Regions from separate parts of the Homo sapiens genome. Here all the other regions are linked to region 1. Evidence: chromatin loops called from intact Hi-C (ENCODE). Cell type or tissue: psoas muscle. All regions are shown on one strand. Each heading gives the region's core, and the rest is flanking DNA. Links, peaks and the distances in the headings are about the cores only.

Evidence for each region. Peaks named below come from ENCODE experiments on the same cell type or tissue, not always from the same donor. Only the 100,000 strongest peaks of a DNase experiment are listed, where the experiment ranks them.
Region 2: it touches region 1 in a loop (2.7-fold over the local background); 7 of 110 quality-filtered maps call a loop at or near these places.
Region 3: it touches region 1 in a loop (3-fold over the local background); 3 of 110 quality-filtered maps call a loop at or near these places.

What each region holds. Positions count from the first base shown.
Region 1 is chr15:62,644,514-62,655,171 of GRCh38, reverse strand. It overlaps TLN2 (talin 2), which reads right to left. Exons shown (of 59, transcript NM_015059.3): 4 at 7,726-7,897; 5 at 4,991-5,088; 6 at 3,038-3,167; 7 at 1,858-2,010. The coding sequence starts at 7,861. It overlaps MGC15885 (a long non-coding RNA gene), which reads left to right and starts at 9,991. Exons shown (of 3, transcript NR_026897.1): 1 at 9,991-10,655. In psoas muscle, for the core only: a CTCF peak has its summit at 6,060; DNase peaks (open chromatin) are centred at 5,161 and 7,521; H3K4me3 peaks cover 1,100 bases; H3K27ac peaks cover 3,119 bases.
Region 2 is chr15:62,450,452-62,461,109 of GRCh38, reverse strand. All of the region lies in intron 1 of TLN2 (talin 2), which reads right to left. Among named protein-coding and RNA genes, the nearest start is that of TLN2, 65 kb to the right of the region's middle. RefSeq lists enhancers at 6,494-7,042, 8,517-9,126, 9,127-9,736. In psoas muscle, for the core only: no CTCF peak of the experiment used is centred there; DNase peaks (open chromatin) are centred at 4,689 and 5,449; H3K4me3 peaks cover 2,727 bases; H3K27ac peaks cover 6,322 bases.
Region 3 is chr15:62,467,294-62,477,951 of GRCh38, reverse strand. The region is part of intron 1 of TLN2 (talin 2); the gene reads right to left. Among named protein-coding and RNA genes, the nearest start is that of TLN2, 82 kb to the right of the region's middle. In psoas muscle, for the core only: no CTCF peak of the experiment used is centred there; DNase peaks (open chromatin) are centred at 4,831 and 7,491; H3K27ac peaks cover 7,744 bases.

The sequences.
Region 1 (10,658 bases), core at 1,290-9,289:
GAGTATTTTGCACATAATAATAAATCCTTGGGATTTTTCTACTAAAGTCTCTTGAAAAGAAGTATATAACTGCAAATCAAATTAGGGAGTAAGAAAAAAAAAACACAGAAAGGGTGAGAGGAAATGAGAGCCTCACAGAAGATCAATAAACACAATGGCAATAATGATGTCATCCCGATACAGCCACAAGAACAAATACAATGAAAGGAGGAAAGAGGCCAGGAAGTCTAGGTGGACTGGGTAATAAATTAAGACCCTTTCAGTGGAGGGTCAGGCAGCAAGGTGCAAACAGCATGGGCTTTAGGGACACATGGGGTTACGTGCTGGCTTTTCCATATATTAACTGTGTGGCTGTAGAAAATGACTTTCCAGTAACAGAATTCTGTTACTTTTTTTTTTTTTTTTTTTTTTTTTTTTGAGGCAGAGTCACGCTCTGTCACCCAGGCTGGAGTGCAGTGGCACAATCTCAGTTCACTGCAACCTCCACCTCCCGGGTTCAAGCGATTCTCCTGCCTCAGTCTCCCGCATAGTTGGGATTACAGGCATGCGCCACCACACCCAGCTAATTTTTGTATTTTTAAGCAGAGATAGGGTTTCACCGTGTTGGTCAGGCTGGTCTCAAACTCCTGACCTCAAGTGATCCACCCGCCTCAGCCTCCCAAAGTGCTAGAATTACAGGCACGAGCCACCACGTGCAACCAACTATTACTATTTTTAACTCCTAAGGAAATAATGGGTCTAAGGCAATGGTCATTGATGGATGTTAAACATCCCCCCAAAAAAGAAAACCAGAAACACTTCCTGATGGAAGTGCACATCACCACTGAAGAAAGCATCTTTATTATAATAAACACAAACATTTAAATCTATTCAAGCCTCCAGATCTAAAGAATTAAAAGGGACAGAGGAACATGTTAAATGACACCATAGGTATGCAATGAAGAAAATCCAGACTGTATGAAATGCTGTACAGCTAACAATCTGGTTTCTTCACATACACAAAAACTGCAAAAAGACATGCACTATCACACTGAGTGGTGACCACAATTAATAATAACGTATTATATATTTCAAAAATGCTAATAATAGATTTTTAACAATCTTACCAGAAAAAAAGATACATTGGTGAGGTGATGGATATGTTAATTAGCTTGACTGAATCCTTCTTCAGTGTCTACACAGATATATCACAATGCATCCCATAAATATACATCATTAGTATTAGTCAAAAAAAGAGATGGAAAGACACTTAGTAAAACAAATTAATTAACTAATTAACTTGTTCAACCTTATTTGGATCCCAGTTCACACTATTAAAAAAATTTTTAGACAATAATGAAGAAAATGTGAACATGATTTGTATATCTGATATTAAGATATTTCTTTAGATGTGAAATGGTATTACAATTACTTTTTTTTTTTTAATTTTTATTTATTTATTTTTTGAGACCGAGTCTCACTCTGTCACCCAGGCTGGAGTGCAATGGTGCGACCTCAGCTCACTGCAACCTCCACCTCCCAGGTTCAAGTGATTCTCCTGCCTGAGCCTCCTGAGTAGCTGGGACTACAGGCATTCACCAGCAAGCCCAGCTAATTTTTTGTGTGTTTTTAGTAGAGATGAGGTTTCACCATATTGGCCAGGCTGGTCTCAAACCTGACCTCAGGTAATACACCTGCCTTGGCCTCCCAAAATACTGGGATTATAGAAGTGAGCCACTGAGCCCAGCCTACTTTTTTAAAATAGAGTTTTAAAAACAAAAATCAAAAGTCCTGTCCTGGGTCATATGGATGGTGGGAGGGAAGTGAGGCTTAGCAAAGCCTGTGTGTCTGTATCATGCTTCCTCTGCAAACACTTACGGTCATCATCTGTGTGCAGCTTGGCCTTCAACTTCTCCATTTTCCTCTCATCTCGTAACAGTGTCCTGTCTTTTTTGAGTGTGCCCGTTCCTTCCTCTTTCTTTTCTTCAATAGTTTCTTGGATTAAGGAGTATTCTTCATAATTTGTTATTCCTAAACATTGGAAATTAGGTTATAATTATAAATAATTAAACTGCTGTCAACCTCTTCCAGCCTAAGGCCTGTGATATTCCAAGGAGCTCCTGGTGGCAAAGAACCAGAAACGGCCTTACAAATATGAGGGTCAGGGAGGTGGCCACATCAAATTAAATGAAGAAGCTTCAGCTAGTTAAGTCATATTCACACTGTGGGGGAAAACAGGTAACAAACTTGAACACTTTTTTTTCAAAAACGAATTTTTAAAAATCAGACTCTGATTTCCTCTTTCTTCCAAAATGTCTTTGAAACCTTCCTACATTTTCACAGGGTTATTGTCACTACAATACAGAATCTCCAGTGCTAAGTAATTCCTTTCATAAAGGTTTCCTAAAAATGTAGTAGTGAAATCGTACCCAAAGAAGTCACGCGTATAGTAGAACTTATGTCACATTCAATTCTCTCATCTATAATAATTTTTGGGAAACACCGCCACAGAGGAGGTCATGCAGAAGAAGGCAAGACAGTGTCAAACAAGAAGTGTCTGAAGGAACTAGGCTTCCTTTGCATGAAGAGAAAACTAAGATAGGTAAGTCTATTTTCTTCAAATATTTGAAGGGCTTCATTAGAAAGGAGGCAGACTTGTTCTCTGGGGAGACTAACAGAAGCCACAAGAAGAAAGACTATCTAATAATCATGTGGGCTGTCATCGTAAGTACTCAAGGAGATAGTGAACATCTAGAGTGCTCATATAGAATAGAAGGCAGCAATGGGCAGAAGGCTGAATTACACATGACTTTCCATTTGAAAATCTTCTTGTTTTGGAGAGGGAAATGAAAGCCCTCCGTTGTGACTTAGTGAGAAGTCCAAATGTTTCATGGATTGGCAAGTTGGGAGAATGGACACACCCTCTGGGGATTAGGCAGAACTCGGCGTGTTAAGACACATTCAAAGTTGCCTAGAGATCAAATGCAGGTGGAAAAAAGAAGAGGCCTGTAATTAAAAACTAAGCAAAAAGACATAATGAAGGTGTATGAATGCTCACCTATTCTGCTACAAATAGTGACCAGGAGCTCCCCCACAGTCTTGGAATCATCCACCATCACTGTCTTCACAGATCCATCCAGCATCCGGATTTTCTGAGGTCTCTGTTTCTTTTTATATTCCAAAATATCCTAGAGCACAAACCACATACAAATTTCACACTGTGTGGGGAAAATAAATAACAAACTTGAACACTTTTCTTTAAAAAATGAATTTTAAAAAAATCAGAGTAGACTCTGATTTTCCCTTTCTTCTAAAACATCTTTGAAAACCTTTCAAAGTTTTCAGGGGATTGTTGCCACTACGTCTTTTAGAGATAGTACAGACCTGGACTTACAAAAAAATTCCATTCAGTGAGAATCTCTGTTATTGCTGCATTTCATTTACTTACATTCTGTATGATGCCTAATATATTTAAAAGTGTTTACCCTATCTTATTCCATACGTTCTTTTCACTTTGTTTCCATAAGCCGCCCTGCACTTCTCCTATTTTAATGGTCAACATACCTGCATTTCTTCCCTCCTACCCCTACTGGCTTGAAAGCTATACAGGTTATTTCTTGTTTGTTTTGACCAGTAATTAAAATTGTATTAAAGAACTTGTGAAGTCTGGTTTCTTTCATTATTTCCATATACAATCTATCTATATTCTCTTAGGCTATCTTCAATTATTTTCCCAATAATTTTCTTATGAAAAATTCCAAACACGGCACAATGTTGAAAAAATAGTGTACTGAACATTCTATATCTGTCACCTAGAGTCACCTTCAATTTTTTCTCCAGTGCTAAATAACTGCTTTCATAAAGATTTCTTAAAAATTTGATAGTGAAATTGAACCCAAAGAAGTCATACTTATGCCTTACAATTACTGAAAACCATCCTCAGTGAAATGAAAGTAGAGTATGACCTCCTGCAAGGCTGAGAATGATCTGCTCTAAGGAGAATTAGCAGAGGGAGGTGACTACTTGCCTGTTAAAAAGACATCAGTGTGTGTCTCCAATTATCTTTTAACCTGTCATAAGCAATTTTTACTATCTCTATGTCTTTACTATTTGCATATAAAAATATTTTTAATTTTTACTATAAATACATTTTACCTTATATCTTAGAAATAATGAAAGACATAAATAGCATCCTCATCATTCTTCATATTAGTGGAGTATCACAGTAGTCGTGATTTTCAAAAGAGTGTGTTAAAATACATTAATGACAAGACCAAACAGGGGTAACATGTTTGGGGGATATTTTTAAGTAACTTGTTTACTACACTTCCTAAAACTAGAAGTATGAACTTCCTAAAACTAAACTATTCATTTCTTATCCAAATTAATTGGCATCACATATTTCACTCTTACTTTATGGAATACCCATCAATCTGATGGGTGCACTTCACCCTACATACCAAAACCCGGTATCTTGGAGGTTAAGCTGAACAAAATGTTTAATATGTTTTTACTCATTACTTCTCCCTATTTCCATAACACAACCATTTTTGTTGTTGCTGTTACTACTACTGATCATTATTAAACTCACATCTCAAATTGAAGTTTCTTTTTCAGAAACAAAACACTAATATTCAGTCTCTAACTACCATTAGGGTTACATTTCGTTTTTCCCTCTCATTTGTTCTTACTTCCCATCTCCAGGCATAGGAATATCTCTTCCATACTTACAGTAAGATGCTGTATCTTATCTCACAATTACCAAATCCAACAACGACAAGTAGAAACTACTTAAAATACTAACCTCGAACTGCTTCAATCCTTCTATGGAATCTCAAGAATTTGGATATCTGACATTTTCTATCACCACCTGAACAGCCCTTACAAAGTACAATGCATCGAACTATTAATAAGATGCCCTTGAATCAAAATAGCGTAACCGTGTTGGCGTCTATGGAAGAAGGCCCAGGGACAAAGGGATGAAGAAACAGCACTGGGATTGGCAGCATACCCCATTCCGCAACATGTAGTAATCCAGTGTTCTGCCCGCTTCCAGCCAAATCCCTTTCCTCGGGTCTTCATCCGAAAGAAAGAGTCCATAGTCAGAAGCTGAAATATAAATGGGAAGAAAAACAGAAGGCAAAGTGGTGATGAAGCCATCACTGACTTCCAGGCCCTGAGCCTGCTGACTCAGCAAGGATGTGGGTGTTCTCCTTCACCAGACAGCAATGTTTCGTTTTGACAACACAAGCAGCCATCAGGGCTGGAGCAGATCTGGAGGAGTAAGAGTTGAGTTGCAGAAGCAACACCCACAAATAAGGTCCGTGTTTCCTAAAACCAGTGGGCTGTAGTTGTGTCTAAAATGTAGGAAAATTTAGAAGCAGTCCAAATTTCTTTCTAACTGAATTTGAGCTTGTTCTCTATCCCTTGCTATAAAAACCAGACCAACATCCCATGGAGAATGACAAGACAGCGGGGGAGAAACTAAGGAAGTGACCACCTATGCCCAAGGCCACTCAGGCAAAGGGGGACAAATGAAGCCTTTACGTCTCCAGTGACCCCTCCATCATCCCAACTGAGCGGTGTAAAAGAGAGGTAGGAGTTCCTTGTGAGATGAGGCCTCTGACCCCGACCACCAACAAATCATGTAAAAGGTGCAAAATTAAATTTGGTGTTCTCTGCAGGAACCCCTTAATCTGACATAGGAAGTACGAAGGGGGTGGGGTGGCAGGAGAGGAGCAGTACCATTTCCTACCCCAAAATTTCTCTCTTTCTTCTGAGACCCAGATGAGGGTAAGAGCTCCTGCTGTTTCTTAGAAAAGCAACTTCAAAATCTTTAAAGGTTTATACCTTCACCAGCACTATATAGCAATCAAGCTCCCCACCCCCACCAAAAAAAAAATCCGACAGAAAAACAACAGAAAAAGGGAACAGAAAAGTAAAGGCACCAGAAATGACTGGACAACCAAATAGTAAAGTTAGGGATGTAGCAAACCTTATTTCTGAGTAATCTAGAAACACTACTAATAGCATAAATAATGTTTTAATAGCCAGGGGGCGCAGTTGCTCACGCCTGTAATCCTAGCACTTTGAGAGGTGGGTGGATCAGTTGGGCACAGGAGTATGAGACCAGCCTGGGCAACATAGCAAGACCTTGTATCTACAAAAAATACAAAAATTAGCCGGGTGTGGTGGCGTGTGCACCTGTAGTCCCATCTATTCAGGAGGCTGAGGCGAGAGGATCACTTGAGCCTGGAAGGTTGAGGCTGCAGTGAAGTGTGATGGGGCCACTGCACTCCAGCCTCCAGTGACAGAGCGAGACCCTGTCTCAAAAAATAATAATCGTCCAGGCGTGGTGGCTCACGTCTGTAATCCCAGCACTTTAGGAGGCCGAGGCAGGCAGATCACCAGAGGTCAGGAGTTCAAGACCATCCTGGCCAACATGGTGAAACCCCGTCTCTACTAAAAATACAAAAAATTAGCTGGGTATGGTGGTGTGCACCTGTAATCCCAGCTACTTGGGAGGCTGAGGCAGGAGAATCGCTTAAACTCGGAAGGTGGAGGTTGCAGTGAGCCAAGATCACATCGTTGCCCTCCAGCCTGGGCAACAAGAGTGAGATTCCATCTCAAAAAAAAAAAAAAAAAAATCGTCATCATCATCATCACGTTTTAGACCAAAAACAATTTTATGAGAAGCAGATCTTTTCAAGAAGATATTTTTGTATTTATAATTACCCTTGTGATGTTTGATTTTTATTCTTCCTTTTTTTTTTTTTTTTTTTTTTTTTGAGTCAGGGTCTCGCTTCATCGCCCAGGCTGGAGTGCAGTGGCTGGATCATGGCTTGCTGCAGCCATAAACTCCTGGGTTGAAACTACTTTCCTGCCCTGAGACTACAGGCACATACCACGACACTCAGCTAATTTTTCAGACTTTACTAGAGACAGGGTTTCAACCTGTTGCCTAGGCTGGTCTCTAACTCCTGGGTTCAAGCGATCTTCCCGCCTTGGCCTCCCAAAGTGCTTGGATTACAGGTGTGAGCCACCATGCTTGGCCTATTCTTTCCATTTTTAAGATAAGTTTCATCCGACTTTCACCTAAAGACTTACTGATTTGGAAGGGATCCAATTTCTCAACTGCCTGTCAAATACTAAATAAAAGAAAGACAAATTGAGAGAAGACAAAGGGAAGGGGAAAATAAAATGGTACAAGTGGCTTTTGTTTAAACTCAGATTAACGGGGATGAGTGATTTAGCCAAACTTCAAACAAAACATATATCACAAATGTCTTTTTTTTTAAGGTTTGAGATAAAATTTATAAAGTCCCTGTCAAAAAACTTGAAATATAAGACCTGCCCTGGGTTCCAATGGCAGTGGAAAGCGTTCATGCATGGGAAACAGGGTTTAGGACACATACCGCCAATACTGTTAGGGCAGCTTCATTTGCACTTTCTTGGGACAATGAGATGATACATGAGAATGTGATCTGTAAACCGCAGAGCATAATCCTCATGCATGGGAGGGTCAAGTTGCTGGGCACAGTGACAATGATGACTCAGCAGTGGGCATGGTCACTGTAATCACAAGTCTCACAGAGGAAGCAGGTAGTGTCTGATCTAAGAAGGTATTTCATTTGAAACATATGCACTAATAGGCTTGTGTACCACTTGGAGCCTCTGTCTCTTTAGCAAAAAAGTGAAAAACATGCAAACACGTTTTAAGAAGCCAGTAAATAACCCATGACCTACCTTGCCCAGTTTGTGCCTCAGGCACCCGTTCCCGAATGACTCGACACGCATCGTACACAGCTGTAGATGGTTCAAACTGCATGGTCTTCACCACGTTGCAGTGGCGCACACAAATCTTTAAGGACAGGGCCACCATTTTCCTAGATGATGTGGACAGTCTCACTTAGAATGTCTGGAAAACACAAAGAGACAAACCCTGATGTTCACGATAATAATTTGTCTTGGGGAAAAAAAAACAAAAAAAGTGCTGGACTTTAAAATCAACTTTAAACATGGAAAGAGAATAAAACAGCAAATAAAGAGTACACTTTAGGTACAAAACAAATTTTACAAATCAATTTTGAAAAATTTAAAGGAGGACAACAACAGCATATTGGCTAAGAGTTATTACTACAGGGTGACAAGTAGAACCCCTTAGGAGGAGGGAGCTCCAGATGTTCACCACACCTCCCTCTGAGTAGTCCCCCTCCTTGGGGTTTCTGAGAGAAGGTCCTAGGAGTGGAATTTCTAGGGTTAATGTCCTCAAGGCAAGAGGCAGAGAGCCTTGGGCACCTATGACTGGGTCCTAAAGACAGCCTCAGTTCCCTGGGTCCTCTCAGCACCTGGGGACAGAGAAGAATCAGGGAAGCCCTCTCAGGTGCTCCTCTTGGCACAAAAGCTCCACCACCCTTGGATTCTGGGCCCAGCTCCATCACTAAGAGCCTGTGTCAATCTGAGAAAGTCACTTTGGCCACTCTGCCTCAATTTCTTCACAAATAAAGTGGCTATAATGATATCAGCCCTGCACAGTGCATAAAATAGAATCCCAAGAAAAGATCAACATGAGGCCAGAGAGGCCAATCTTAAACCCAAAGGGTACCAAGAAGCTTCACGTGATTGGGGTCTCAAAGGGAATAAAATGCAACTCAATTCTGATTTGATTTAGACAAACTATGGAGATATTTTGTTTCTTCTCCAGTTCAATAGTTTCAGAAAATACACAGGTGGCTGGGTGCAGTGGCTCATGCCTGTAATCCCAGCACTTTGGGAGGCTGAGGGGGGCGGATCACTTGAACTCAGGAGTTCGAGACAGCCTGTCCAACATGGTGAAACACGGTCTCTATTAAAAATATGAAAATTAGCCTGGCATGGTGGCATACACCTGTAATCCCAGCTACTCGGGAGGCTGAGACAGGAGAATCGCTTGAACCCGGGAGACAGAGGTTGCAGTGAGCTGAGATCATGCCACTGCACTCCAGCCTGGGCAACAGAGCAAGACTCTGTCTCAAAAAAAAAAAGAAAGAAAAGAAAAGAGATGAGACGAGATGAGACGAGACACAGGTTTAGGTTAAGTTTGAACTTGCTCATAAATGCTTTCTTTTAAAAATGTAAGTTCAACAACTCAGTGTTTTTCCTTTGAGTTGGTGGCTCACGGTGTATTTCCAGTGCCTGCTCTATTTCATGGCCAGAAACTTACCTGTCCCCTACTCACTTAACCCAAGCCAGTCTCTATCAAATATACTCCTTGGGCACAAGACAGAAAGAAACCTGTATCACAAACGCTTTTTTCTTTGTGCCTGAAGAACCAGCTGAGTGTCATCCTAGCAAGCAAAACAAGGCCCTTTATAGTTAGTAGCTAATAGAATCTTAGAGCAGCCCAGGTAACATCAATCCACAGGTATTTCAAGCTCACTCTCTTTCTTGTGTTTTATGAGAGAACCTGCAGGTAGTAAACCTGGACTCCAGCTTCTTCCCACGGAAGAAGGGAGGTGCTAGGAGGCAACAAGATGGCCACAAGGCAGAGGGGACAACAGGCTGCCCAGGCCCAGGCAGTGCAGCGAGTGCCTCCAGGGTCTCAGCTTCTCAGCATGCTTGATTGCTGGCGTCCTAACGACAGGTGGCTGGGTCACATGGATACAGGAGATGTTTTTCAACAGATGCTTTGGTGAATGCGGGCATGGTTTACACGGTCTCACAAAGCAACCTTTCAGGCCGTCCAACTGCAATGTCATTCTGACCCCTGCTTGCATTCTGAATGAATTTTGCCATGAAAATTGTGAAACTATTCCTTAGTTGAGAAAGGTCAGGATACACTTCTCAATAAACAACAGCAGTGTTCACTGGGAATCTGCCTGAAACTGAATTAAGTAACTAAGGCCTAGGCAGTGGCTGGATTGCTGACACAGCAGAGGGGTTCAAAATATCTGGCAATTCCCAACTGCAATATTGAGGACTTTTAAAGCCATATGTAAAAGCTTCCTCCACCCCTCTCTTTATAGGCCTAGTTAACCCAGCAACTCCCCGATTGGGGGAAATAAAATTTAAACTCTAGAGATAAATGGACTAATTTGCTGTGATGCAGATCATTCCGTGGGCTAGTCTGTCTCCTGGGGCTGGCAACAATTGCTAAAATCCATAAGCATGACTGGTGGTAAGAGTCAGTGAGGAAAGCCACAAAGCTCCATGCTGTCATGGATGCTGTTTATGGGATGCAACGGTGAGGATGGGATGGTTAATATCGTCTGTTCCCTCGGAAAACGAAGTGTTGTAAGCGTTGCTGCGTGAAGTCTGCCCTTCCCAGGCTAAAAACTGAGCTTTCTGAAAGGCAAATGAATGGTCCCCCTAACCATGCAGAGAGAGATTCCACTGAAGCCAAGAGAGAGCCATGACATGGACCCGAGAGCCAAATGTAACAGCAGGACCTAACACTGGAGCTCAGAAGGAAGCAGAAGACACACAGAGGAGCAAGGAGAAAGCACCAAAAGGGGCAGCAGAATCAAAGGAGGGAGCCCTGCAGGGCACAGCAAGACGCCTGGGGCTGCGGGGTCCGCAAGGTGCACAGGAGAGAGGCTCAGAGAGCTGGGAAGCAGACAGGAAGGAGAGAAGCAGAAACAGGAGGACATGAAGGAAAACCTCTGTCAAGAAAGGCTGCTGGGGACAAAGATTTGGAGGTG
Region 2 (10,658 bases), core at 1,016-9,015, 190 kb after region 1:
GGGCATGGTAGCGTGTGCCTGTAGTCCCTGCTACTTGGGAGTCTGAGGCAGGAGAATCACTGGAATCTGGGAGGCAGAGGTTGCAGTGAGCTGAGATTGCGCCACTGTACTCCAGCCTGCTGGGCAACAGAGCGAGACTCTGTCTTAAAAATAAAATAAAATAAAATAAACACACACACACACAAGCAAAACTAAGTCGAGATTATGACTGTGGGAAGGCGGTGCACCAGCAGGGGTATCAGGGGGCTTCTGAAATACTGATCAGGTTATTTCCTGAGCTGGATGCAGGTTACACAGGTGAGTTCAGTTTGTGAAAATTCATCAACTCGTCCAGTTATGATTTGTGTTCATTTCTCTATGCTCTATTTCAACAAAACTTCATTGCAAAGAGAGAAAACATTATCTGAAATAAACATGGAATTCTTATTTTTCTTAATAAAGCCAGCTAAAGATTCCTGTCCATCATGAGGACTGGCACCTGACATAGAGCTTCCCTTGGATGAGTGGCACACAACACCTGCCTCTTCGTACAAGACCACGTGGCTAGTGCCGGGCACGGTGGCTCACACCTGTAATCCCAGCACTTTGGGAGGCCGAGGCGGGTGGATCACCTGAGGTTGGGAGTTTGAGACCAGCCTGACCAACATGGAGAAACCCCGTCTCTACTAAAAATACAAAGTAGCCAGGCGTGGTGGCACATGCCTGTAATCCCAGCTACTAGGGAGGCTGAGGCAGGAGAATTGCTTGAACCTGGAGGCGGAGGTTGCGGTGAGCTGAGATCATGCCATTGCACTCCAGCCTGGGCAACAAGAGCAAAACTCCATCTCAAGGGAAAAAAAAAAAAAAAAACCATGTGGCTACTTATTCAGGTGAGGTGTGAACACATCAAATGCACCCCGAAGCTGAAACCTGCTAGGACACATGGCTGGCTGCTGCAATCTTCTTCCACCTTTGCAGTCCTAGAAAGCATAGGTCCTGATAAATATTAGTGGCTTTAAATGGAAACAGGTGGTAGGACTGTCACTGCCTGAGGCTGATGCAGCACCTCGGCAGACATCTGAAGCCGCAACTCTGCTCAGAGCCTACAGAGCTGAGGTCCTGGATCACATCAGAGAGGGGGAGTAACAATCGTGGGTCACCCGCTGCCTCTTTCTAGTAATTTCTTCCTTTTAAATTATTTCACGAAAATTGATCATTCAAGGGGAAAATCCTCTCTGAGGTAGGGGGAAAAAACTACATGAGTAACAAAGCAATCGCTTTGGCTAAGCTTTGGCTCACCCCAAAGCTTAGGACCTCAGACACTAAGTGGCCCCAGGCCAACTGTGACCCAAAGAACAAGCCCCTGGAACAGGATCACATTCAGCAGGAGGAAAGAAAAACAACTAAAGCCTGCCCCAGGACACCTACTAAGACTCAACTCAAAGTTAGCAAGCAAAAGGGCTTGCATATTCTTTTGCACTAAAGGGCCCAAACAAGTGTTGGTTGGATGTTGTCAACCTGAAAAATAGAAGTTCAGACTTGACTTGCCTAGCACACCTGCACATGTTCATTCACACACTCATACACACAGGCATGCACACACTTTCCTATTCAAACTCCAGTAAATTTTCCTCTATCATAAATTTTTTACTTACTAGGACATTCAGGGCTTGAGGAATAGTATACAGGTATCGTTACTGATTTATAAGACACAGCCCCTTTTAAAATAAAGTGCATTCTTATTTTGTCATCCTATTCACATGTCTGCCCTGTGAGGTAGAAAGAGCAGCAAACTGATCTCCATTTTACTTAAAAAAAAAAAAAAAAAAAAGGCCGAGCGTGGTGGCTCACACCTGTAATCCCAGCACTTTGGGAGGCCAAGGTAGGTGGATCACGAGGTCAAGAGATCGAGACCACCCTGGCCAACATGGTGAAACCCTGTCTCTACTAAAAATACAAAAAATTAGCCAGGCTTGGTGGCAGGAACCTGTAGTCCCAGCTACTCAGGAGGCTGAGGCAGGAGAATAACTTGAACCCAGGAGGTGGAGGTTGCAGTGAGCCAAGATTGCGCCACTATACTCCAGCCTGGCGACAGAGTGAGACTCTGTCTCCAAAAAAAGAAAAAAAAAATAGAGTCTACTGCTTTCCACATAGAGCTAGTGCCATATAAACCAGCAGACCCCTAAATAGAGGTTTAGCCACTAATAGCCTCCCCTCCTTAGGTCTTCTAGCCACCAGAGAGGAGGGCAGAGGTAGGAGAGGGATGCAAAAAGGAAGAAATGCTGATTAAGTAAGCAGGGACATGCAAGGAGAGTCGCACTCAAGCCCTGCATCATCCTTGAGTTTTTTATTTTTTCTTTTTGAGACAGAGTCTCGTTATGTTGCCCAGGTTGGAGTGCAGCAGTGCCACCATGGCTCACTGTAGCCTTGACCTCCTGGACTCAGGTGACCCTCCCACCTCAGCCTCCAAAGCAGCCGGGACTATAGGTGCGCACCATGACACCCAGCTAAATTTTTTTTTTTTTTCTGTAGAGACGAGGTTTTGCCATGTTCCCCAGGCTGCCCCCTCAAGAAGATACTTCTTAATCAAGTATCTTCAAGAGGAATCTCTCTCCCTCCTAGAGGTTTGTGAGACACTCCAGGAATGGCAAAGAAAAACCATGACCAACCAGCAACATCTCTTTATTAACAAGTAATCAATGTGCCATCTCTCATTAAGCCCAGCTCAGAATGAGAAATTGGAAAGGCACAAGGAGCCAAGTCGCCAATGTGAAAGAGATTCCAAATGTACTATTTCTAACACCCATCTCAAGGAATCAGGGAGAGGCGGCGGGCAGCAGGGGTGGAGGAGTGACCCCGCCTGACCCTTAGCATGGAGAGACACTGGAAAAAAGGCCTGGGCACAAGAGTAAGCCTTGTCCCCACTGGTCATCGCTACATAAGCCCTCACTCCCACCAACGAGATGCCCACACCACTGCAGAGGTGGCGCTGAGAGCCACCAGCAATAAAGGCTCTACCGTTGACTCATACAAAAACTTCAGAATCCCAGGAAAGGGACGCCAAGGCCCAACAACTGTGGATGAGGGACCATTGACCAGACCTGACCATCATGTCGTTGTCAACTGAAAAACATTTTTTTCCAGTTTTCTGGCACAGTTGCTTCCAAACCATCCCAAACTTCCAAAACATGGCTAATTATACAAGGTAAATAAGTCACGACAAGCAACACAAAGGAAAACCCGTAGGAATCCATTCTAGGTGCTCACAGCAGGAGGTGACACAGCAGAGGGGACCTGAAGCCAAGCAATGAACTGGGCAAAATGGGACTTCATGCTCCATCCAGCCCCCAAGACTCCCTCGCCTGCCAACCAGCTCCCACGCAGGTGCAGCATTTTTGCCTGTGCACCCTCTTGCACTCCTCCCCTTTGTCAAGTCCCTCTGCTGGCCGTGGCTTTATCATCTAGACATGTGGAAAACCCCGACACAAACCAGCCAGCTCCCTGCCTCGCCACCAGAACGCTGTCCCTCTCTCCCAGTAAGAACTCTCCCTGGGTCACTGGAAAAGGCACTTCTGCCACTGGAGGTCTGACCCCCAAGGAAGACGGGGCCCAATTCCTCTGCAGTCACCAGCCTCTGCTTTAAAGAATCTGCAGCTCAAAAACCTCCAAGAACCCCTGCTATGAACTCAATCATGTCCCTCCAAACTCTTATGCTGAAGCCCTAAACCCAAGGGGGATGGTGCTGGTGCCTTAGGGAGATAATTAGGTTTAGATGAGGTCACGACAGTGGAGCCTTCATGATGAGGTTAGTGCCCTGTTAAGAGGAGATGCCAGAGAGCCTGCCTGTGCATGCACGCTCGCACGCTCTCCCTCTCTCGCTCTGTCATGTGAAGATGCAGCCAGAAGGCAGCTGCCTGTAAACCAGGAAGAAGGCCCACACCAGAACCCAATCATGCTAGCACCCTGATCTCAGACTTCCAGCCTCCAGAACCGTGAAAAAATTTCTATTGTTTAAGCCATCCAGTCCACAGCATTTTCCAATAGCAACCTGAGCTAATACCTTCCCCAGGGAGATTCCCCTTGACCAAGGGTAGACAGGGCCACAGGCAAACTAAACAGTGTGTCAAGCATTCACAGGTTGTAAAAAGTAGCTTGTGAGGCACGATGCCCTACTGTCAAATTCTCCCCCACCCTGAATTCCCCCATCCCACAGCTTGGTGGCCTAATGCCAGAATGTCAAGGAGCCCTGAACCGCCCCCCTTTTCTGCCATGGGGCAAGCAGAATGAGACAGAGCCAGGGAGAACCTGTGCAGTGAGACAACGGATGGAAGAGTAAACCCCAGGAAACAGAAATGGCCACACAGCCTTTGTACTTGTAGTCTCAGGGAGATCAGAGCCTCTGAAAACATACTAACTATGTGACAAGCCCTCATTCCCAACCTCAACACTGGGAATCTAAAATTAGCCAGAGAAAGAGTCTACTCAGCTCTGTGTCTCCTACACAGGCCCTGATAAGTGTCACTACCTCCTTTGGCAATAACTTGTCTTGGGAATGCTATAAATACTACCTAAGTCTACCCAATGTGAATTCTGAATACCAAGAATCATTTCAGGGTTTTCAGGCACTGGCTATGTGACAGAGGTGTCAAATTCAAAGTCGCCTGCACAAGACGCACACCCAGGGAACACATAAATCCCTCAGGTCCAGCCCTGCATTTTAAACGGTGGGGAGGACTCACTCAAGAGCACCTCCACCTTCCGTGCGGCTGAGGCTGCAGCTGCTACTGCTGCAGCTCTGAAGAGCCGATGAAACGCTTTTCACCTTTTGTCAAATTGCTAGGAAGTAGGAGGCTGAGAGAGATGAGAAGCTTCAGATTACAGAAAAGGACAAAAAGAAGTCTGGCCTTCTTGGATATTTAGATCTGACTCAGAGCTTTCCAGTGAAGAGGCCCTTGGAAAAGGAAGGCTGGAGAAGCAGCAGGTACTCCCCGGACGATCAGGGCTGTTACTTGTCACTTGTCCCCTTGGGGGCTTGATCCAGTAAGGTTCTTTTTTTTTTTTTTTTAAGAGTCTTACTCTGTCACCCAGCAGGTTAATAGATGTCTGTGGACTGAATTTCAGTTCTTTGGGTTTCTGGGGTTCGCAACTGCAGACTCGTAACCCCCAGGAGCAGGGCTGGCTGCACTGGTCTGCAAAAGCAAAGTGTCAGCCAGACGCCCTGCACCTGGCCAAGATGTAAAGCTCAGGCACAGGGAACAGGTGGCGGCGGTAGAGAAGGGGTACTGGCTCGGAGGACAGGACGCTGGGGAATGGAGATGTGTGTCAGAGTCAAGAGAGATAGCAGAAGGGGACTGGAAAAGGGCCCATCAAGGCATATGGAGTCCCAGAGGCAAAAGGGAGAGAGGGTGTTAGAGGATGATAAGCAGTGACCCGTGACAGGCAGCCCCGAGCAGGGCACCTGGGAACAAACTGTGAGATTTGGCCACCAAAGGGTTGCTGGAGGCCTTCCAGAATGGCACTCTGGCATAGTGGTAACCGCAGAAGTCGATGAGTAGGAACGAGGTGTAGGTTACTCTTTCTAAAAGTCAACAGACAGCTCACAACCGACACTAGGCCAGTGGTTAAAAAAACAAACAAAAACATTGCTCCCCATACATTGCGGTGCCCCAGTCTTTAACCAACCCCTGTGCTATCTGACTCCTACTGCGCTGTACCATCTTTTTGTCTTGGTTTATTCAGTCTCTCCCATCCCGAACACCCTCTCCCACTGGCTTTTTGACATTCTGCAGATTGCTGAAGGCGCGGCTGAAGTGCACCTCCAGGAACCCCTTCCTGAGTTCCCCATCACGTCCCCTCCATCGAGCACCTCTCTCCTCACCTGGAAACTGCAATATTGCTGACCTACACACTCCTGCAGGAAGAGTCGGGGACTCACTGCCTCTGTATCACTCTCAGGAGGCACCACAATCTTTTGCCCACGACAGACCCTCAAAAAGGAGGAGTCCATTGAATACAATGGTTCCCTTTAAAAATAGTTATTTATTTTTCTCCCTCCTTTGCTCAAATTCCTTGTGCTTAGTAACAGACATAACTGCCCACCACAAAACCCCAGTGTTCAGTATTTCACAAGTTTGATTCTGTCAGCCCCCCGGGGGGAGGAAAAGTGAGGAATAAGCTGTGTGGAGGGACCTGGGACTGGGGGAATGATAGTGTCTACCTCTTCTCTCCCCACCTGCCCCGATGTCACAGGGTCAGCAGAAGGGAGGGTCTTGGGAACAATGCTCTGGAAGCCATCCGAAAGAGTTCAGTCCCTGCTAGGCTACTCTGGGCCACTCCTCTAAAGGGCCGAATGAAAGAAGCCAGTGTTCCAGGGTCTAAGGCAAACTAGGAGCTGGATCTATCTGCTCAAAACTAAACCCTCCCTCTTGCCCATGCTCTTGCCCTCTCCCTCACTCCCTGTGTTAAGCTGAAGTCCTATGGAGACAAGCCAGAAGGGGACTCACGGAAGGATGGGGCACAGGGTCCTGTGCTGTACCCCACTTCTTGATACACTTGCTCTAAGGCATCTGCCAGACATCCCACCCCTAATGACCAGACCTACAAATAATCCCATACCCCATGACGGTGCCCCACCTGGCATCCCAAAGTTCTCACAGAGAACCAGCAGCCCTGCAGGAGACGGCTCTCAGGTCCCATTCATCCAAGCCCCAACCAGACCCCTCCAATGGGTCTGGAAGCAAAAGCACTGGGCATTAAAATGTCAGGGCCTGGCCTCCCTGGTGTGTGGGGCAGCAGTTGAAGCCTATTCTTGGGGTCCCGAAGTGCCCCCTCACCTCTTCCTTCCCTTTCTGCCTCCTGCCCACACAAACATTTGCTGGAGGACTGCTCTATAAACTGACATCAGTGGAAAAGAAACATCCGGAGTACAATCAGAGTTGAGTCATTAAACATCACAGAATCCCTTAGGGGAAGAAAAAGGCCAAAATGAGCCACTAAATGCTAGGGCTTCAAAACCCCAAAATAAAGCATGTCTACCACTGCTCTGAAGGGAGCATAGCGTGTGCCCGTCTCCTCTGAGCCACAGGGGCCCTTGCAGCAGGCAGCCACTCACACTCCCGCACAGGTGGCCAGGGGTCAGCCACTGGCACCTGGGGGTGGGCCTGGCCCGTGGACAATAGCAGCAAAACTGATTTTATCCACCTACCCACCGGCAGCTGCAGGAAGGGCTCACACTGTTTGCAAACCCTGAGAACTATCATTTTATGTCCTCCAAAACACTGAGGAGAAAGCAAACCAGCCACAGGAACCTAGACCCAAAGGGGAGAAGGTAAGTGAAAAACAGCCACACAGAAAACACAGAGAGAGGGATTCAATGCTGCCCGGACTTACTCAGTGCAGATGCTTTGTATCAGTTGCGTTTTTGTTGAATTCTCACACAGGGGGCTGATTCAAAGTACCACCAAAAAATAAATTCGAGGACAGCTGACTGCATTAAACAGGAAGGGACAAGAGGGAAACTTAGAACCAAGTTTCAATTACTCACACTACATAAAACCACCTCTCAGCAGCTGGTGCAATCAGTCAACAACATAAACCATGGCCAGGGGCAGATAAGCAGCTGGATCTGGGTAACTCTTCAAGAAATGCCCTCCCTCAGTCCCTGCTAGCAGTCAGGTAGCCCAGCACCTGCAAAGGAAGAAAGGGCCTTGTATTAGAGCACACTTTTGGCACCTGCCATGTGCAGATCATATTCTCATTAGCCAGTACTAGCTGCTTGTTTCTCTGAAGAACAAATGACAGGAGTCTATGCAGCTACTTTCCAATCCTACTTTTAGGATCCAAGTTAATATTCTACCAAAAAAAAAAAAAAAATAGGTTGACAATGCCAAATGGCCTCTCTCTCTGCACCATCAAATCTGCCCATCTCCCAAAATCTTTCTAGCCAACCGCATGCCCTTTTACCAATGAGCTGCTTTATTGTGTGTTCACCACTGGATCACCCAAATTTAGCAGCAAAAATGCAGCAAATCTAGTTAAACTTGAATTTCAGGTAAACCACAGATAATTCTGCAGTATAAGTATTTCCCATGCAGTCTTTGGAAGATACTTATACTATAAATGATAGACTGTTTATCTGAGATTTAATTCACCTGGGCAGCCTGCATTTTATCTGGCAACCCTGCTTCATCTTCATTCCAGGGAAAACACTAAATCCCAAGAACAGCTGGAAGCAAACTTCGAGAGCCCCCAGCTGCCAGTCCATTCTACACAGAGGATTAGGTAAAGCAGTACACTGGCCCCGCCACTCTGGGCAACAAGGACAGGCAGAAGGGAGCAGGAGGACTGTCTCCAAAGGAGAGGCAAGTTAAGTCCCTTCTCCTCTTAACTTATTGGACTTAAAGTATCGACACAGAAAAATGTGAACTTAGAAAACAAATGCGGTATGATTCCACTGATTGAGGTACCTAGAGTAGTCAAAAATCACAAAGACAAAGTAGACTGGTGGTTGCCAAGGGCTGGAGGGAAGGAGGATAAGCAGTAATGGGCAGTTTCAGTTTTACAAGATGAAAGAGTTCTGGAGATGGATGGTGGTGATGCTGCCCAGCAATGTGAATGTACTTCATGCCACTCAACTATACACTTACAAATGGTTAAAGTAGTAAATTTCGTGTTATGTTTATTTTTACCATAATGTGTTTTTAAACTGTCGACGTCCTTCTCATTTCCAGTTTAGCCAGGTCTTTCTCTCTCTTGTGTCTAATTCATCTCTAACTTCACGGAATAGGTATCTACTAAGAACCTTACACAATGCAAAAGGAAATCAAATCAGCAGGATACAAATGAAATGCAAGGAAAGCCAGGGCGGAGGGAGGAGCAGGTTTGCAGCTAGGACGGACTTTTCGCAAGCCCTCCTGGCTCCTGTCTGTCTAGGCCTCAGGGCTCCCTGCAGAAGCACCCTCACAACCCCACTGTTCTTTCACCCTTGGTGCGTCCCAAGGGCCTTGGCATCACCCCATGCTCAGCTCTAAGAAATGATCCAGGACCAGAACCCCACAGGCAATGAAGCTTGTCTCCACAGGCGACAGGAAAGCCTCGGGGCTGGAGGATGCATGGTCTCTGCAGTTACAATCACCCTTTGCCCAAGAATATCAACACGTACACACACACACACCCCTTTTGACTCTGGAGACCCCAAAGCAGGCATCAGGTCACATAAATATACGATCTAAAACTGCAGGTCGTCTGCCTTGGAGGGTGTTTGACACAAAACAAGACTTGGGGCACTCTAGCGGCTTGATATGTACCATCAAAAGAGAAAACAGAGTCAAAGGCAGAAAGCATTCGTGAAGCCCATGGACCTCTGCAAGGCCCAAAAGCTACTTGAGGACAGCAGCAAAGGCTCCCTCACCACAGTTCTGGTCTATCCCTGGCCAGGTAATCAGGGTTGTGGAGCCAATTCCTCTTTTCTTTTTTTGAGACGGAGTCTCACTCTGTCGCCCAGGCTGGATCGCAATGGCACAATCTCGGCTCACTGCAACCTCCGCCTCTGGGTTTAAGCGTTCCTCCTGCCTCCGCCTCCTGAGTAACTGGGACTACAGGCACGCACCACCATGCCTAGCTAATTTTTTGTATTTTTAGTAGAGACGGGGTTTCACCCATGTTAGCCAGGATGGTCTAGATCTCCTGACCTTGTGATTCACCCGCCTCGGCCTCCCAAAGTGCTGGGATTACAAGTGTGAGCCACTGTGCCCAGCCCAGCCAACCCCTCTTAAGAATCCAGATTCTCCTCAGCAGCCCTTACTTGCCCACCCAACCCTGACCTGGCGAGACTGCCACAACTAGCCCCTCACACCACGCCCTAGACACATGGGGCAGTCTGCAGACACATGGGGCTAGCAGTGGGGCTGTGGTGCACACGGCCCTTAGAATCACATCAGTGTGCCCTGGTCCCTCCTGGACTCTGCTCTGGGTCTGCAGTAGTGCCCAGGAATCTTCAAATTTAGCAAGAACCAGGCAGGTCAGGCACAGTGGCTCACACCTATAATCCACTAAAGCACTCTCAGAGGCCAAGGTAGGACAATCACTTGAGGCCAGGAGTTCAAGACCAGCCTGGGCAACATAGCAAGACCTCATCTCTACCAAAAAAAAAAAAAGAGAGAGAACTCCAGGCAACTGTAAAGGCAGGGATCCTCAGACCATACATTAAAAGAACAAAAACGGAGAAACAACATTTGAGCTAAATATATATATAGATATATGGACCAGGCATGGTAGCTCATGCCTATAATCCCAACACTTTAGGAGGCTGAGGTAGAAGGACAGCTTGAGCCCAGGAGTTCGAGACCAGCCTGGGCAATATTGCAAGATCTCATCTCTAAAAAATTAGCTAGCTAGGCATAGTAGCACACAGGAGCTAGTACTCAGCTACTCAGGAGGCTAAGGCAGGAGGATATCTTGAGCCCAAGAGGTGAAAGTTGCAGTGATCAGCGTTCATGCCACCGCACTCCAGCCCAGATGTCAAAGTCAGACCCTGTCTCAAACACACACACACACAGACACACACACACACACACACACACACATACATACATACATACATACATACATACATACATACACGATGGGGGCCACTTAATGATGTAGGGCTATACTCACAGATGGTAGGTTAAAAAAAAGCT
Region 3 (10,658 bases), core at 842-8,841, 180 kb after region 1:
GTTGAGCCTGCAACGCCCCGCTCCCCTCTGCCCCCGCTGCACCCCCCCCTCCATCCCCCCCACCACCTGCCAGTATCAGGAGCACAACCCTTGGGCCAAGTTGCTGCTTGGACCCCAGGCTCTCCTTTGACAGCAGTGCCCTGCATCTGACCTGCCCTCAGTCTACCTGCTCGAAGGTTTCTGCCCCAGTCCCCAGCTTCCAGTATGGTCTCCATTCTCAACATCTCACTGCAAGTGCCCCATGGGCCCAGCAGATACAGTCTGCTCTTAAAAACCAAACATCCGCAGTATTTTCAGAAATGCTGACTTATACAGAACACACCCTACAGAGAGAGCCCATAGGATTCCACCAAGTGAATGTGAAAAGCACAACATTTAAGGGAGGGTTCAATGGACAAACCTACAACCTATGATAACCTTAAGGAGGACAAGCACATAGATGCAGGTGATGGTAACAGGTTCCCCTACTGTTCAATCAGGCTCACATCTCAGACCACTCAGTCTCCTGCAGCTAGAAGAGACTCCAAGGCCAGACAAAACCCTGAGGGTCTCCAGTAACTTTACCCACATCCACCCAGGCAGTTCAGCAAGAGTCACACTCCAGGACAAGTCTTATTTTCATCAAAAAGCTTACAGCCTTACTTCTCCAAGTGTGGTCTAGAAGGCAGCAGCATCACCTGTATCTTGTTAGAAATGCAGACTCTCAGGCCCACCCAGACCTACTGAGTTAGGATCTGTGTTTTAACAAGATGCCCAGGATGCTTTAGAGTAATTAGAACAAAGCACTCTGCCCAAATAGCATGACAGTTTACTTAGGCTTTTACTTGATCTCGTCTTTCTTCATGGATTGGAAGTTTCTAGACAGCATAGACTGTGCCTATCTCAGCTGCTGGTACATAGTAAATACTCAAGAAATATTTGTTGAATGAATGGATGAATAGGCAGTCTACTAACGACTAAAGAGATCTAACCTGTTTTAAGTGCAAAGACAGACACACGGAAGGATCAGAGACAGAAAGAGGATGCATACCTGGGGATGGAGGAAGACATTGAAACAAGGTAGTCAGATAAGCATCTCTAAAGGGGGTGGCATTAGGATGAGACATGATGGATGAGAAGGTACATGCCAGGCAAGAGGATGTTGGACAGAGGAAATGGCATCTGCATCTGCCACCATAAAGCGGGTGCTTTCTCGAAGGCCAGTAAAGGCAGGCCATTGTGGCTGGAGCAAAGTGAAAGAGAGGAAAGTGGTCAAAACTCCCCTAACTGCCAAAGAAGAGAATCAGGACTCGTAGGTTTGGCTCTGGTGATGGAACAAAGTAGCTCCAAGAAGGTAGATTCAGAAGGCCCCAAAACCATTATGACTGCTGGGGGCAACAGAAGGGCCCTGTACGGAGTCCCTGCTGCCATCTTCCAGGCTCTTGGAGTTGGGTGTGAGAGAGGCTGGCCACAGAGGGCAGGAGTCCATCAGCCAGACCTGGCTGGAGATGCCACAGGTCTAGAGCTGCTTGCGAAGTAGAAATGAAGATTACTCATGGTCTTCAACAAGTTGATCCAGAAACTTCTGGGCAGCCGAGCATCCGAGGGACAAGGAGGCCAGTCCAGATGTCACCCTGCAGCAGCGCACTGGCAGAGAAGACACAAATGACATGTGTCAGTGCAGGTAGCCGTGTCAGCGGGTGAGCGACATCCTCCCGGCACTGAACAACACTGCTGGGGTTCAGGTGACAAAGCAGGAGGAGGGAAAAATGCCACACAGGGTTCATGCTCCTGAGGCTCTGTGCAGCAACACAGCTGGCACCCTCTGCCTCCAGTTTTGGTGCCAGCCCACAAGCAGCAGCTCCAGAGAAGCCTCTCTGCAAATATCCCACCGTGGAGTCCAGTCATATGGCTGCCAAGGGTCCTTGGAAATACTCAGGCCTAAGCCCCTCTTTTCACAGATGAGAAAAGCCAAGACTCAGAAGATAGGCCTTGCCCTAAATCAGCAGCGAGGAACAGCAAGGCCAGGAATAGAATTGCAGAATCAAGTCTATAAAGCTTACATTTTACCTGTAAATTACCACTCTAATAAAACTCTGTTTCTAAACAAATGTTATTCTTACTCTGTCTGACTCCTAACTGAAGAGACAAAGCAGCCTGCAGTTCCAGATCTTAACCATGCCCCCAGTTCTCTCTCCTTAATCCCAAATGACTTGCACCAGCCAAACTGAAACTCCTGGTTTTCGTCAAAAACAAAGTTCAAGAAAGAACTGTTCACATTTGAGCAGGGGAAGAAAATCTAAAAATTGTAGAGGGAAACTGAAAAACTTTTTTCAAAAATCTGAATTTATGAGATATAAAGAATAAGAACAAGAAGAAAAGCTCTTGTTCCATACATCAGGTTTACCCACCCAAGACCAGAACCATCCCAGGAAATGCTTGGAGACCACAAAAAATCATGCATTTTAAAGGTTGGTGGGTTATTAATTCAAATATAATCATCCAAATAGTTGCCTCTTTCCCCTGCATTCTAGCTTCGGTTAGCCCTGACACATCAATGCAACCTCGAGCAGATCACACCTAACTTTGCAGATCTTCAGTCAACTCATCTATAAAACGAGGAGCGTGATAAAACTCAGGTGTCCTTCAGCTAGAAAATTCCAAAATTCTGTTACACTTTTGGAACAGAACTGAAAATTAATGTCCCCATTAAGTCGGCTTATACAAAGTTTATTTTCTTAACTTGAAGAAATGAAAGTCATTATAAATTTAAATTACCATATCTCTTAGGAAATAATTACTAAGTTGGTGTCACAGTGGTTGCATTCTGTTTCTAGGGAGTAAGCTTCAGCAATGACAAATCGTTAAACGATTCTTCAGGGAGACAGAGCCAAATACCCCACCCTCACTAAATGGGTATTTGGCTCTATTTCCCCAAAGGTCCATTATTATTTATAAGGCAAAAATTAGGGTTTCTTTTGCATAGCGTAGAACTCAGGCAGTGAGGTCATTTGTTTTGAAACTGCAGCAACCAGTCCCACTTTTTTTTTTTCCATTAGCATTCTAGTTACTCTGGGTCAAGAGAGTGAGATGCAGATTTCAGAGAACAGTCAAAGGCTGCAAGGCCACCCACAGCATCGTCAAGGATTCCACCTGGGACAGCCCGGAGTCTAACCTACAGCTCATTTTCCTTTCACTCTCAAACGTGAGAAGCCAATGACGACTCAGACACAAGCAAACCAAACATATTTCAAGGAATCGTCAACAGCCTCAGGGTCCATTTAAAAAACAAAACACTACCATAACCTCCACATTATTCCTTATTCTTTTTTGAGACAGGGTCTCACTCTCCCGTCCTGGCTGGAGGACAATGGTGCAATCATAGCTCACTGCGGCCTCAAACTCCTGGCTCAAGTGATCCTCCCATCTCAGCCTCCCGAGTAGCTAGGACTACAGGCATGCACTGCCACACCTGGCTAATTATTTTATTATTTTATTTTTTGTAGAGACAGGGTCTGACTATGTTGGTCTCAAACCCCCAGGCTCAAGCAATCCTCTCACCTCAGCCTCCCAAAGCACTGGGATTATAGGCATGTGCCACCAAGACTGGCCCATATTATCCCTTATTCTTACTGAGTGAAAAAGGGGTGGAGAAGGGATGACAAATTCCTCTGAGAATGATAGATGCTTTCACTCAAAAAGGAGAACATAGAGACAATTATGCCTTCAGTTTCAAGGATTCATGAGCCCTCTGAAATTTCTTTTCTGAACCTCAGGTTTAGGACCCCTGCTAAATTAACATGTTAAAAGGAATCCTCTTTTATAAGTCTCTCTGAATGCTGTACAATTCCTTTGTTTGTTCTGTTTTGTTTTGTTTTTAGTACAGACTTTCGCTCGTTACCCAGGTTGGAGCTCAAAGGCACATGTCTGGGCTCACTGCAACTTCCGCCTCCGGGGTTCAAGCGATTTTTCTGCCTCAGCCTCCCAAGTAGCTGGGGTTACAGATGCATGCCACCACACCTGGCTAATTTTTGTATTTTTAGTAAAAACAGGCTTTCACCACTTTGGCCAGGCTGGTCTCGAACTCCTGACCTCAGGTGATCCACCTGCCTCGGCCTCCCAAAGTGCTGGGATTACAGGCGTGAGCCACCATGCCCGGCCCTGTACAACTCCTTTGTAAATGCAGTTGTGAATGGCAACCCTAATTACAAAGGGATGCACAGGAAGAGCAGGATCCAGTGAGGAAACCGGCTTCTTGTAGCACTGATGAAAGAGAAGTATGACCTTTGAGCTCACACAACTATTGAAGCCCTCTGCTTCTGCTAGGATTCTTCACTTAATAGTTTTCAGTAGGAACCTTCCCTTACAAACACAGGTTTGTGCTCCGTACTCAATTTTTCAAAATAAGAATAATAAGCAAAAGCATACATTGTTTAGGAACACATACATAGGTAGTGCAACTACGAAAAGCAAAGATCAGTTAAAAGTTGAGATGGGAAGGACTTCTAAGGTATTTGTAACCTGGTTGTTGGCTCCGCAGATGTTCATGTTACTCTTTAAATTACACCTACATTTTGCATACTCTTCTGTATGTATATGGAAATCGAGCACTTAAAAAAAAAAAAAGACAGTTTTGTGTTAGTGACAGGGACCTCCAAGCATTATTCTCAGTGTTATTCCCAATCCCATTTTAAGACACACCAATAAAACTGAAGTGAGCCCAGTGCTGTGAAGGGGTGGGGCCTGACAAGGAACAGTTGAAAGTTCTGTCCCCAGGGCCACCATCTATAAATACACTTTCATTTTTAAAAGTCTACGCCCTGGGACAGTCCTGTGCTCTGGGCTAATGCCACGCTGACCTCTGAGGCTGCCTCCCAGTCTGGGAAAAGCCAGTGTCAGGTTTCTGCAAACCCACTGGTCTTTCCTCTTACACACCCTGCAGGCCTATTTCCTGTGGCACATTCTGTGACCAGGAACAGTCTCATTAAGGCACCTTTGACAGCTAAGAAAGGAGCAAAGAACCAGACATGGCCACAGACTTAGGAGGAACCCTGGGCCACCCCCTTCCTCAGCTGCACACAGAGGCCTGGCTTCCTTGCCTCTCCTCCTCCAAGCACCTCACTCACAGTCAGTTTACCTTCCTCAGGGGAATTCTGCTCATTCAACGAATGCTCAAGTCATCCGTCGGTCGGAGAAATAGGTAAAGGCTATAGGGGCATGATCAGTGTGTCTCAATTCCTAACCCTTCCCACACTCACCACTACTATTTTGACCAAATAAGGAAGGCACACTCCTTTCCTAATCATTTGAACAAGAGTATGTCATCCAAAAAAACTTTTTTTTGGTAAATCTCACTAGTAAACAAAGCTGTCATTTTTATGTTTTAGTTACAATAGCCAAAAATTGACACCATGACATCAAGCAACATTTGAACCCAGTTTTGGATGGCCCACACCCCATACTCAGTGCAGGGCTGAAGCACGGGAGAAGTGCCTACTTGAGTCCTCACTGTTTGCTAAGCTTCGTGCCAGATGCTGTCTAGGGTCCAGAGGCGAAGGGAGCCGCATCCCTGCCTATCAGGAACTCACACTAGCGTGGGTGAAAGGCACACAGAAGGAGCCCTCTGGCATGAGGGTTCTCCCCATGGGACAAAGATGAGGAAGATATAAGGAGTCATCTCGAAGGCTGGGAGCATGTGATCTGGGTTTGGGGGAAGAAAGAGATCTATCAGATAGGTGGTGTGGGGAGGGGTCCTGGAAAAAATGACTTGCACACAGACCCCAAAGTGGGTGAATACAATGCAGGAGGTGGTGGGGTGAGGAGATTCCCAGACATCAGTCCTTGGGACTGACTCATGGGGGTGGGTGCATGGGAAAGGTGGGAACAGGAGCTGAATCAGGGGAAATCAGGTGAGCATCTAAGTCTGACGGGCCTCCTATCCCAAGGTAAGATATTGGAACTTTATTCTGAATGCAGTGGAGAATGTCAAGCGCAGGGGAGAAGGAAGAAAGGAGGCAGGAAATGCACCACTGCGAGCTGGGCAGAAAGGCGCAAGAAAGAAGGAATCCCTCTGCCTCTGCCCCCCATCCTCCTGCTGCCATCTGACTGACTGATGAGGGAGGCTGGGCTGTGCACCTGCCTGCAGCCTTTGGGAAGACTACTGAATTTGTCTTGTGTCTTTATTACAGTCCTGAGTTTTCAAACCCGAATGTGAAAGGGCCAACCTCACCCTTCCCCAAACCAACTCTTATCTTTCATCTCAGTTACCTCCAGATCCTCCATAGCATGACTCTTGGGTGCCAGGCCCCAGATAAGGGGCTGGGGTGTCAGCAGAAAAGGGTAGTTCTTGCCCTCAGGGAACTCTTGTTTGACAGAGACAAGGGAACAGAAAATCCTAGAGCAGTATGAAGGGGCCAGTGGAGGGGACTTCCCTGTAAGGGCCATGCAAAGATGCAGGAAAGGCACATACAGGGTGCGGCTGGGGTAGCACACTGGAGCACACCCAAACTCAGGAGGTGACGCAGGTTATAGCTTATTTCAAAAACATACTCTTATCTTCATATATGACCTAAAGCTTCTTACAAACAGCACTGCCCCTAAGTATGGCAACAATTTTGTGTTTTGTTTTGAGGAAGGATCACGTTCTGTTGCCCAGGCTGGAGTGCAGCAGCATGATCTCGGCTCACTGCAGCCTCGACCTCGACCTCCTGGGCTCAAGTGATCCTCCCACCTCTCAGTCCCCCGAGTAGCTGGGACTACAGGCACACGCCATCATGCCCAGCTAATTTTTTGTAGAGGCAGAGTTTCACCATGTTGCTCAGGCTCTTCTGGAACTTCTGGGCTCAAGCCATCCTCCTGCTTCAGCCTCCCAAAGTGCTGGGATTACAGGTGTAAGCCACACATGCCCAGCCTTGTGTTTGTTTTTACCCCCACCCTAACCCCAGTTTGGAGCAAAACAGAGGAGTTTTATCATGTTGTGTCAGATATTCAAGAGCTTCTTCATATATATGTCAAGTATTGTCTATAGAACAAATTAGCAATGTCCCAGAATTATATTTTGCTACGTTTAAAATGTACATAAGGCCTACTATGACTAATGAAATATGAATTGCCTCGATAGCCTTTTTGTCTTGATATGTTCTCTCTCCAAGGATACTGAAAGTACAACTACTATTGTCTGCAGGGAAGTGTCACCAAACTTTTAGACCTTCAAAGATGCCCCCACCTTTCTCTCCCAGCACAGTGCCTGCACTGGCTCGGTGGGTAACAAAGGCAGTGGCTGGGGGCTGTCCCAGAGCTCCTGCATGCGGATCTCACCTGCCACTTGAGAACTGCATACCATTCTCACCTGCCCAGCACCTGCTCCAGGCCACTCTTAGGGCTGCTGGGGGCAGGGGCATCAGGAGGCCTGGAGCCTGTGGCCTCTTCCTGCCCGTGCTCTCTGAGGCCTGTGAAGGGCCAGCTAGTGTGAATCACTAGGAATTCAAGTTTGGCAGCCTAGCACCCCAGAGATGCAGAGCTGTTATCAAAGGTCCACTGTCAGCCCTGGCCCAGGCCTTTGACTTAAGGGAACTCGCCATTGGATGTAGTGACTAATGCCTGAGCATAAGCCAGGGTCTCGTTTTCCTCACTGAAGAGTTTCAGCCCCTCCTTGGCTGAGGAGCCCGGGTCGGTTGACTGTCTGGGTTAAACATCAAAGAGCTACCTCTGGAATCTGTTTCCTGGTTTGGCCATCCTCCCGAATGGGTCCCATAGGTTGGAAACACTGACTGTGTCTATAAGTGAGCCCTCAGAATTTGGGAAGGATCCCACTTATGTGCAGTCTCAGTGGGAAAGGGGCATGAGATCATTTTGTTCCCATGTTAGTTGCTGAAACCCTTTGTCCTTCTGGAATTGGCAGGCCTTTACTTTTCCTGAGCTCTTAGCAATGGTTTCCCTATAAAGCTATTGTTTTGAGTCAATCACGAAGAATGCTGGACTTACATGTGCATGCGCTCTCTCTCTCGCTCTCTCTCTCACACACACACCCCCACACAAACACACACCCACACGCAAGAGCCATGCCCATTTTGAGCTCAGGAAAGATGGCAAAATCCACCGGGATGTTTTACTTTTGAAGAAGGTGACATATTGAGGAGTGGGTTCTGTATTCTTAATTTGGCTTTTGCTTTTTTAAACTACCAGACTTTAGCTAGAAGAGAGCCAGTAAGAGCAAAGGGATTAAAATATTTCCTTCATTAGGCATCCACTTAGGAATTGCCTGTGTGTTAGTGCTTTAAGGGTGCTTGTGGGTGGCTCTCAAGAGTGCCAACTCCAGAATCAAGCCAAGCACACAAGCAGCCTGAACAAGAGGAGAGTTTTTCTTTGCACACTCCACCAACACAAAGTATTCAGTCACATTGCTCCATCCATTCAGGCCCTATTTCCCAATGGCAGAACAACTAGTCTTCCTCTGCAAACTCCAGCATTCCTCTGGGGCCAATTTAAAAAAGCTTGGGACTTCAAAATGCACGGGCACACTTTTCTTTATAAAGAACAGCTTTTGGGTAAGCAGCATTGTGAAAGGGACTGAATTTATAAATCCACACAAAAGCCATGTATTTCTTTTGAGACAGATCAACTCACACACTTTGTCTTCTGATTCACTGTGTGTGCTATCTGGTCTACAATGTAGACAGTTCCCTAGGTCAGAAAATGCATCTGCTCATGAACAGACAGAAATGGCAATGTTCTTAACACTTGTCTTAGATGAGAAGTCTGCTTACATGCTCACAATAAAACAAGGAAGCAATTTTTGACTCTAGTCAAGAAGCTTCTGGAATCTTTTTTCCAACACAAATGTTTCTCATTTAGTCCAAGCTCTGTTTCAATTACACGCCAAGAAAAGACAAAGAAAAACCCCCTCTACCACCTACTCCTGCCTTCACGAAAACATTGTAAATTATCTTTATTACATCATATAGAAAAGTCATCTCACATAGGGTAAATTGTTGACAAATGGTTACAGCAGCCGTTTTCTGGGCAATTGCTGTATTCGTAGGTGTTCTTCTGCTCACCTGCCAGGCCCTGGCCTTATCTCTCTCAAGAAAACAGCATGGAAATGAGCATCCCTGTCTGAAGCCTTTGACATTCATTTCTAAAGAATTGTCATGAACATCAACATCAAAAGACAACTCCTTTGTATTTTTTTTTTTATTTTTGTATTTTTTTTATTTTTATTTTTTTTTTGAGACAGAGTCTAGCTCTGTCGCCCAGGCTGGAGTGCAGTGGTGCAATCTCAGCTCACTGCAAGCTCCGCCTCCCGGGTTCACGCCATTCTCCTGCCTCAGCCTCCAAAGTAGCTGGGACTACAGGCGCCCGCCACCACACCCGGCTAATTTTTTGTATTTTTAGTACAGACAGGGTTTCACCTTGTTGGCCAGGATGGTCTCAATCTCCTGACCCTGTGATCCGCCTGCCTTGGCCTCCCAAAGTGCTGGGATTACAGGCATCAGCCACCACACCCAGCCGACAACTCCTTTGTAACATTAAATAATTTCAGAAATGAAAACTGACTGGCTGGAGTGTCTTAACATCTTAACTTTCCCCAGCTTAGTAAATCCCAGCTGTGCAGGGGATGTCAGTAATTTAACTTTCACATGGACCCCACAGCCAACACCCTTGTCATCATTCTGTTGCAGGCATTTCAAAGAAGTTTAAATCAGCATGCTATACCCTCTGGCTCATTTCCTAGTTTAGGTCAACTCTTAGGTGGCAATGCTTAAGCTCTGAGGGTCCCACACCAAAATGAGGCCTGCTCCAAAATTTATTTTGGAAATTTATTTAATAAATTAAATTTAAAAATTTATTTAATAAATTAAATTTATTTAAGCCTTCGCAACAGCTTTCCAATTTACACCAAAAGGATGGAAGGAAAACTTAAGGGTCTGGATTATTAAAAGCTAGACAACCTTTATTATTGTTGTTTATTCTTTCTAAGGCTCTGCCTGGTGATAAGTGTGTGAACTTACCCAAGACTATGCCAAGGATGTGTCTTTTCTGCTCCAACCAGAAATTTTAGATGCAGAAGGAACTTTGGAGATCTGGCCCCGCAGGGATTATAAAATTATCTGGCCAAAACTCCACAAAGGACTAAAGGGGTGGGCCACCTGACACTAGGGAAGCCATTCACAGCAAGTCTGAGGTTTCCTTCCTTTATGAAGTTCTGTGTTCTAGCTTAAATTCATGTCATGCAAATTTTGCAATTATTCAATATGTGCATGCTTTTTTTCACACTAATTTTTTTTTTGAGACAGAGTCTCACTCTGTCACCCAGGCTGGAGTGCAATGGCGCAATCTCAGCTCACCGCAACCTCTACCTCTTGGCGATTCTCCTGCCTCAGTCTCTCGAGTAGCTGGGATTACAGGCGTGCACCACCATGCACGGCTAATTTCGTATTTTTAGTAGAGACGAGGTTTTGCCATGTTGGCCGGGCTGGTCTCGAACTCCTGACCTCAGGTGATCCACCCACCTCGACCTCCCAAAGTGCTGGGATTACAGGCGTGAGCCACCACAGCCGGCCTTAAAATAATCTCTTGTCTTCCATATTACCTGAGTAAAATTAAGGCTCCAATAAGATATCTTAGGTTTATCCTGTGGTTTCACAAATCCAGGCTCACCACTTAGCACTTCACCCCTA